2 separate regions of the Mus musculus genome follow, and region 1 is linked to region 2. A link is a loop called in an ENCODE intact Hi-C map of the cell type or tissue named here. Cell type or tissue: left cerebral cortex. All regions are shown on one strand. Each heading gives the region's core, and the rest is flanking DNA. Links, peaks and the distances in the headings are about the cores only. Region 1 overlaps Ank2 (ankyrin 2, brain). Region 2 overlaps Ank2 (ankyrin 2, brain).

Region 1 (4,394 bases), core at 326-4,325, 110 kb before region 2:
CATAATGTATCCCAGGTTAGCCCCAAAGCTACTATGTGACTGAGGATGACCCTGAAGTTCTAATCCTCCTGAAGTTCTAATCCTCCTGCCCCTACCTCCCTGGTGCTGGGATGACAGGCACCTACTGTCACCCCTTTCATGTAGTGCTAGGGAAGGAAACCAGGGCTTCCTGCTTGCTGGAAGAGCCTGACCCTGGGAGGTCTATCCCCAGTTTCTTCAGAGAAGTTTTAAATGAAGAGTTGAGAGAGTGAAATTCCTCTCTCTACCCTGTAAGGAGCTGTCCTTTGTCCTCCATCAGTCACCAAGGGCGCCTCTGTACCAAACAGAAAGGTGGCTTAGCAGAAAAAAACAATAGCGGAGTCTTCTTGAACATTTTTTAAACTATTATTTCTCGAGATAGGGTCTCAATATCTATGCCAGGATGCTACTGAAGTCCACAAGTTGCCCATGGAGGCCCTGTACTCAAAATGCTTCTGCCTCGGCCTCCTGCATGCTGTGATTACAGGTGAGCCCCACCACATCCAACCCTTGTCTGGAGCTCTAATACACAGCCAGCTTTGTTACACACTGACCAGGTTTTCAAATAAGCAATTGCTTCCTGAAGGAAAACGGGTTCTGGGTTAGAACTGTTTAGGGCTATTTGGGTATGTTTCTGTGGCTAAAACAGAAAGATAGTAATCTGAACTATTTTCCTGATCTTCTAAATGTCTCCAGTCTAGGGATCTGAAACCTCAGGCGACCTGACCCTGCCTCCCTGCTCTCACACATTCGGATAGTGTGCACAGTACCTGACCGTTACTTATCTAGCAATCTATAAGGGTACTAAAGGAAGCCCAAGCATCGTATGTGTCATATAGCAGCCACAAAAATCTCAAGTCGTTAAATGAGCAACACAGGGGCAGAAGAACTGTGAAGGAATATGGCTGGTTGAATCCAGCACCAGTAGCTGTTCGGTTGGACTCTTTAAGTCATCTTAGAAATCTTGTCTTCTGGAGTTTTAAAAACCAAGTGTATGTATCTGTATATTTGAGAGCAAATTCTTTCTTTTAATATTTATTTATTATGTATACAATGTTCTGCCTGCATGTATGACTGTAGGTCACTAGAGGGCACCAGATCTCATTATAGAAGGTTATGAGCCATGATGTGGTTGCTTGGAATTGAACTCAGGACCTCTGGAAGAGCAGACAGGGCTCTTAATCTCTGAGCCATCTATCCAACCCAAGAGCGATGTCTTAACCCATTTGTCATTCAATCTATAGGATAACGCCATACACAGAGAAACCATAATTAAAGTAACCACTGAACACAGTTATTATCCATGTCTTCGGTACTTAATATACATTGTTTTTTACTTTCTTGCAATAATATGAAGTAGACACTATTATCTCTCTTTTATATGCAACTAAATGATGATATCAAGTTAATTTGCCCATAATTAAACTTTAGTTACTGGCAATGGATGAAGGGAAGTAAAATACATAATGTAGTCAATCTTAGAGGTTATACAGTTAATTTGAGGCGTAATCCAGTCTCTCTTGCCTGGTACTTGTCCAGATTCAACAGATATAGAATCAGCCACAGGTATAAACACAAATTCTGTCTCTGTAACTCTGGGATCTGAAACATGATACATCTCTCTCTCTCTCTCTCTCTCTCTCTCTCTCTCTCTCACACACACACACACACACACACACACACACACACAACCCAGACTATCAGACTGGTTTGAGGACAGTTGAATTAGTGAAGACTCAGGTCATTGTTACCTCCAGAGTAGCCACGATACTTCTTAACATCACTGTTCATGTGCACACCACACACACACACACACACACACACACACACACACCTCACAGCCCCACATAGATGAAATGTTATAATGTGTTTGCTGTTTTGCATAGTGAGACTCATATTTAGTGCCAGATGTCATTCTAAATAAACTGAAATATTCTCACCCTGGTTTTCATCTTTGCACATGCCCACACCTTAAAAATAACTCGAGTACACTGACACCATTCAGACAGCCTGGGATAAGAGAAGCCATGACAACAGCAACACATGTCTTTATTTTATAAGGAAACTTCAGTTTCCATCTAGCTTCACTCTGGCTAATTTTGTTACCTGTCATTATAATATCTATGATAATAAATCCTTAAGTCTCATTTAGACTGTCACAAAGTTTGCTTAAAATGGCTTTAAAATAAGAGAGAGAGAGAGAGAGAGAGAGACCATTTTGAAATTTGGTGGCAGCTGTGACATGTTTGAGAGGTAAGGAGAGAGACTTGGAAAAATGGCCATGGTAAACAAACGCCTGTTCTTTGCAAGTCACCCAAAGGGTCTCTCTCTCTCTCTCTCTCTCTCTCTCTCTCTCTCTCTCTCTCTCTCTCTCTCTCTCGCTGTGTTCCAGTGGTCTAATCTAGGGACCTCTATCTCTAGATGGAGATGGCACAACACAGTTGACCACTGACAGTTACTGTGATTAAAAAGCAATTTGAGTAATTTTTCTACAGTATTGATCCATTCCATTCCTCTGATATCAAAAACAGAAGTCTTAAAATTTTCATTTCATTAAAAAAAAAATCACAGATTTTTGCCAGGCATGCCTGTCACAATTGGGAGCCTGAGGGATTGGGACCAGGAATCTAAGGCCAACCTGGCCTGCATAGGGAGACCATGTCTTGAAATTTTAGAAAATAAAAAAAAAAAAAACTAAAAGATTTTTAAAAAATCAATTCATATGACAATAACTAGAACATGACAATAACTAGATTTTGGAGTAAGTTTAATAATGATAAACTTGTAGAACATAGAATACAAATCAAGATCCTGGAAGTCTGACTCAGTGTGGTTAAGAACACTTGTTCTAGCAGAGGTCTGAGGTTCGCTTCCCAGAAGTCACATGGTGGCTCACAACAACCTGCAAGTCCAGTTCCAGGGCATCCAACACCCTCTTCTAGCCTCTGCAGGCTCCAGGCATTCACACAGCGCACACAACATTCAGGCAATCAAAACATTCACACACACACATAAAAGCGTATTTTTTAAAAAAGCAGATTATACATCAAACTCCTAGGAAACCCAACATTTGATCAAAAGATTTGACCATGCTTGGTTTAATTTGTCTAAATTTTTAAATTCAGAGTTTAAGGTAATTTGGACTTACAATTAACACCGCCTCCCTTTTTTAAAAATAGCTTTACAAGGGTGGTGAGGGTGGTCAAAAATCTCAGGTTGGGTTGGCCTGGATTTTAATGTTTTGGTGAAAATGACTGATAGGCAGGATTTGTTAAAGCAGCAGGCACAATCTGTGCTAAAGTGTCCACTGCCAAGATAGGCTTTTATGATGAGATTCAGAGACAAGCAATCTACAGTTATTCAGAGCTTAATGAGGAAGCAGAGAGGATTCTGAAATGCGATTCTTTTTATTTCCATTCATCTACTAAGACTCTCCACTCTTATCACTGATGCGAATTCAACCTCCCTAATAGCACTTTCTAAATTACCTTTGATTATTAAGGATCAGAGGGATGCTTGGATCATGCTAACCATTATTGTATCATTGGCTCAAACTCAAACACCGATCACAGCCAAGCAGGTTGCATAAGTATGGGATGTGGGTGATGGTGACCGGTTGTAAACAGTCCATCTGAATCAGTTTCACATCGTCATGTTCAAGCCATAAGGCTGGCTTGATGTTGCAGTATTTTTGTAGCGAAATTAGAATTTCAAAGTTTTTGTAGAAAGTCTTCTGATAGTGAACTGGTAACAAACTCTAATTTAAAAATCTACTGAGAGAAAGCTGGAATGTGTTTGTGGTTTGATCTGAACATCCCAGGATTTTCAGTCCCAGGATTCACGGTAAGGGATGCAGTCTGAGCAGATATGGATGCATCAAAACGACGCAGCAAAAAGAACAAACTGTGAAAAGCCAGCTTTTTGCCTTTATGTCAGTTGCAGGTTTCTCAGGGTAAGCGTTAAGAAGCTCATTGGGGTAAGGGAGTTAGCTCAGTGGTAGAGCGCTGCTCTATCAAGTGCCAGGCCCTAGGTTTGGCAAGGCAGTTCCAGGCAAAGCAGGAGGACAAAAAACCAAACCCAACAACAACATATAAAGCCCTAAAATCTTGCCTACCCCTTTAAAAGGAGACATCTTAGGAGAATACCCAGTCCATTACAGTCCTTTAAGAGTTTCATCGTAGCATACTGCAATAGTATTTTGAGATGCCAAAGGGAATTGGATTTTTGGAAAGAAGGAAAGTTAAGAGTAGTCCTATATGCTATACAATGGTTGCTTATCAGAGATTTTAGATCTTTATAAAAACTACATTCAAGGCTTGAGCAGTCTGTAGGAAGAAAAGTTATTAACTGAGGAATCTCGTAGGGGAAAGGCTTTC
Region 2 (4,394 bases), core at 197-4,196:
GCTGGACCTCGGCCTCCCTGTACATATGTAGCAGATGTGCATTTTGGTCTTCATATGGGCCCTGAACAACTGGAGCAGGGGCTATCCCAAAAGCTCTTGCCTGACCGTGGGATATGTTCTTCTAGCTGGGCTGCCTTGTGTGGCCTCAGTGGAAGAGGAGGCACTTAGTCTTACAGAGACTTGATGTGTCAGAGTCAGGGGATAGCCAGGGGAGCTCCACCCGCTCAGAGGAGAAGAGGAGGAGGGATTGGGGGAGGAGGTAATTAGGAGGGGGTATCGAGAGGGATGTAAAGTGAATAAAAAAAGAAACAAACAAACAAACAAAGAACTATCATCAACTCAGAGACTCTGAATTCTGCTGAGTGAACACACACCAGCAGTCTACACTCATGGCACACCCGCCCTAGCCAGCTCTGTCTGCCTTTACAAAAAGATGATGCCGTACAGGCAGGAACCTCAAACAAACAGACTTTCCTTAGCTGGGAAGAGGACACCATCTTGGCTGGAAATGAAGAAAAGCCATGTACATGAAAGATGCAGTAACAGGGAACACTAGGTTCGGATTCAAGTACCCCTCTAGCTAAATGTCTTACTTGATTATCTTCAAACAGAAGATTATTATTTGGCTGGCTGTTTTGCTGGCTGGTTAGTTGGTTGGTTGGTTGCTTGCTTAATTGGTTGGTTAAGTGGGTGGTTGATTAGTTCTTTGATTGGTTGATGCTGCTTGCTTGCTTAATTAGTTGGTTGGTTGGTTGGTTGGTTGGCTGGTTGGTTGATTGGTTGGTTGGTTGGTTGGCTGGTTGATTGGTTGATTGGTTGATTGGTTGGTTGGTTGTTGGTTGGTTGGTTGGTTGGTTGGTTGGTTTTAAAGCCAGGGCTACCATGTATCCCTGAACATATTATGTACCCCCAGGGCCTAGAATTTACTACGTATTCCCAGACTGGCCTATAACGCATAGTACTCCTCTTGCCTTGGTGTGCCAAGTGCTGGGATTACAATGTGGCCCACCACACTTGGCAGTGAAACTACAGTTAATCTATCCAAAGACAAACTATTAATTCCGGTCATGGTATATCTCTCGTCTTTCAGTAACTACGCTTCTGTTCCTCAGAACACACACAGGCCACACCTCCTCTCACTTCCCTTTCCCTGCTTCTACTTCCCCCAAGGCTAGAATGGGAGGGAGCTTAACTGGACTGTAAGAGAAATGAGAGAAATGATTTATACAGAGAATGAGTTTTCCATAGAACATTAGTTAGATAAACAAACCAATTTATTAATCATTCTGCACCACACGACCTTCACCTCAAAAGTGAAACTCAGACATTCCTAAGGCCCAGGAGGACGATGCGCATGCGCAGTTCCTGATACCTCTGCAAAACTCCAATCAGCTGTGTTGATGAGCATCCTGGTCAGAGGTGAGAGGGCGATACTGTCCAGAGCCCTCCGAGTCCTCCCTTCCTTGCCTTCTTTGCTTCCCTCCCTTCCACACATTCTGCAATTGTGCTGCACACTGGATGAAGTACCAAGGGGCAAGTCCAAGTTTAGACTCGCATTTGATGAGGCTATTTCTCCCGTTCCTCCAGGTCTTTAAATTGGACACAGGAAAGCAGCAGGCCACCTTTTAATGGAAAACGTTTTTCTTGCTAAATTTGTATTGCTTTCCAATTTAAGCTCTTGCCATTGTGTTCCCACAAATGACACAATTTAACAGTGCATGGGCGGATTCTCTAGAGACCGAGAGGGTTCATGAAAATATTCATGAGAGGTGTGTCATTTTCCTTCCGCGCTACCCACTGCACCCAATTTAGAAAGACAAACTCTCGGCAGATGGGGCTCCTGGCCTCTTTCCAATACGTGATTTGAATTGTTTTTCAGACACCACAAATCAGAGGCAGACTGAAGCTGCAAATACTTTTTTTCTTTTTGTTCCAGAGACTCAAGTGATGTTTTGGAGGTAAGGCAGGGTGCATGTTATTCTGCCTCTTAATGGGCTGTCAGAGTATGTTGGCTGGTGGTGTGAGCTGTTTGGGGGTTCTTAAGGCTACGGGGGGCTTCTTCTCACTACACTTCTCTCTGTAGTCCAAGGGACAGTGGGTGACCCCTAACAATAGTGCAGTGGCCCGAAAGAAATAAGATTCTAGTTTCAATCCAGTTCCTTAATGGAGAACCACCACCATTACACAACTCATCACCCAAGCTATGACTATTGGGACTGAAGGGACAATGGCCAGCAGAGGCCCTGGCTCTGCACTATTGAACGTTTTAATCGGCGTCCTTGGGGACGTCACAAGGAACACACTCATTAAGTTTACATGAGAAGCTGGCTTACAGGGGGCAAGGGCAACCTCGGAGAAAACAGGAATCGACTTGCTGTGGCCGCATCCAGATGGACCCTTTGTCAAAGGCAACGAGGCCAACAAAGCCAGCATCACAGGGAAGGGAGGAAGCCGTGGAAACACACTGACCCAGTCAGGAGCTCCGAGGCCGAGGCTTAGCTGCGTTCACTGAACTCTGCACGAAGCACGTCACTTTGCTTTTACATCTCAGGACATCTTAGTGACATCCGGCTGTGAAAACACTGCCCACGACCAGCCCCAGTCACGGACTAGAGGCAGGCAAAATTCAAACTGCGTCTGTCTTGGTGGCATTGTGCGTGTGCCCACCCGTTTGCACAAGAAATTAACATTAGATCACCTCTATTTCTCTTCTCCTTATCTTTGTTCTAATCACAATAAACTAAAGTTATGATCACATGGAGAAATGCTTTGGGTGAGTTAAAGAAATTTTTCCAATAGTTTCTCTCCATAATAGCTCCTCAAGGCAGGGTCTCTCACTGACCCTGGGGCTCATCTATTGTCTAGATGTGGCTGGCCAGTGGGTCCCAGGATGTTCCTTTCTCTATGCCCCGCCCCCAGGGCTGATTTGGGATCTGAATTCAGGGTCTCCGTTTACACAGCAAACACTTCACTGACACACTCAACACACAATTTCTTATAGTGTCTTACAGCAATCCTGTTTCTTGTATACAGACATGCACGCGCAAACACACACTCACTCTTGTAGTGTCTTACGGCAATGGTCACATGTTAACCCTTCCCTTTATACTCCTGACCTTCCTCTTGGTTTCTGGAGCCACTTTCCTATTATTTTTAAATAAAAGAGTGAGCTGAAGCTCGAGATAAGACGAACGTGATGAGTAGGTGTGCTTTCTGAGAGGTGCGGGGGCTGGACTCAGCTGTCTGTCTCAGAGATTCTGATAACTCAGTCACTCTGAAAGGAAGTGACTCTCAGACTTGGCTGGCAGCAATGCAAATGAAGGCCACCCCAGGAACCCAAAATTTATGACATTGATATTGTCAGTTTTGTTCTAGATGAACAACATTAAGTTGCAGCAAAAATAATAAGACTCAAATGCCCTTTGTCCAAAAAAGGAAAAAAGGGAGGAGAGAATGAGAGGCAGAGAGAGAGAGAGAGAGAGAGAGAGAGAGAGAGAGAGAGAGAGAGAGAGAGAGCTGAGTCTAACAGTCTCGGGAATTGAAATGCCTCCCTGTAAGAGAGATGAAGATGAACCACCCCTCAAGAGCTCCACTGAAACAGGTACCCAGAAAAAAAGGTTCCTTTTGCTAAAACACATGGAATCCAGCAAATGAAATGCTGTTTCTGCCTTCACTCTGTCTGTCTTCTTTTCTTAGGCTAAATGCACAGAGACAAGTCCTTGTCCTTAACCTCTCCTCTCTAGCCACCTTAGATTCCCAGCACAATAGAGCAGATACCTTATGACACAACCTGCCCACACACACCCAGATGAAGGCAATTATCCACAGTGTCTGGGGCTGCGTCTGAACTCAGAGGTGAGCGTCTTGAAAGAGTCAGATTAGCGGAACTTTTGGGCCATCTTCCAGAAGGAGAATTGAGATAACTCACACCTGGACCAATTAACTATGCAGAAGACCCCATGGCTCCTGCCTCAGTCCTTCCACTGTTTAAGCCTAAAGCTCATGTCAGTACCACTCAGGTGAACCTGGTGGCTCTCTGGGCATCCTTATCTGTTTTCTCAAATGTGACCACACTGAATAAACCCCCCTTCTCTGCTTTCCCCATTACTCCTCTCATTGACTGGGATGTATTGTGAGTGGGTAGCCGAAGCTACACTGCTTCAGTTCATCCTAACACCCCTGGTCACGTGGCCACCCGGAAACTGCCTCTGTAAGTGTAACTCCTGGCTTGTTTTTGTTTTTTAAGTTGTGATTCTGCCATGAGCTCGACAGAGACAAGCTGAGAGTTTCTGCCTCCCTCCTCCCTGCCACTTGTTACTAACAACATAAATACATTCATTTCTTCCTACTTTTCCTGCGTATTGGGTTATTTTCCCTTGATGAACGCAAGTTTT

The links. Hi-C counts contacts between places; a loop is a spot of excess contacts. Peaks named below come from ENCODE experiments on the same cell type or tissue, not always from the same donor. Only the 100,000 strongest peaks of a DNase experiment are listed, where the experiment ranks them.
Region 1: it touches region 2 in a loop (3-fold over the local background); 9 of 42 quality-filtered maps call a loop at or near these places.

Annotation. Positions count from the first base shown.
Region 1 is chr3:127,185,332-127,189,725 of GRCm38, forward strand. The region is part of intron 1 of Ank2 (ankyrin 2, brain); the gene reads right to left. Among named protein-coding and RNA genes, the nearest start is that of Gm16958, 26 kb to the left of the region's middle. In left cerebral cortex, for the core only: a CTCF peak has its summit at 1,100 (motif pointing right); DNase peaks (open chromatin) are centred at 1,962, 3,296 and 3,678; H3K27ac peaks cover 1,088 bases.
Region 2 is chr3:127,291,930-127,296,323 of GRCm38, forward strand. The region is part of intron 1 of Ank2 (ankyrin 2, brain); the gene reads right to left. Among named protein-coding and RNA genes, the nearest start is that of Gm52631, 92 kb to the right of the region's middle. In left cerebral cortex, for the core only: no CTCF peak of the experiment used is centred there; DNase peaks (open chromatin) are centred at 1,804, 2,431, 3,230 and 3,737; H3K27ac peaks cover 2,241 bases.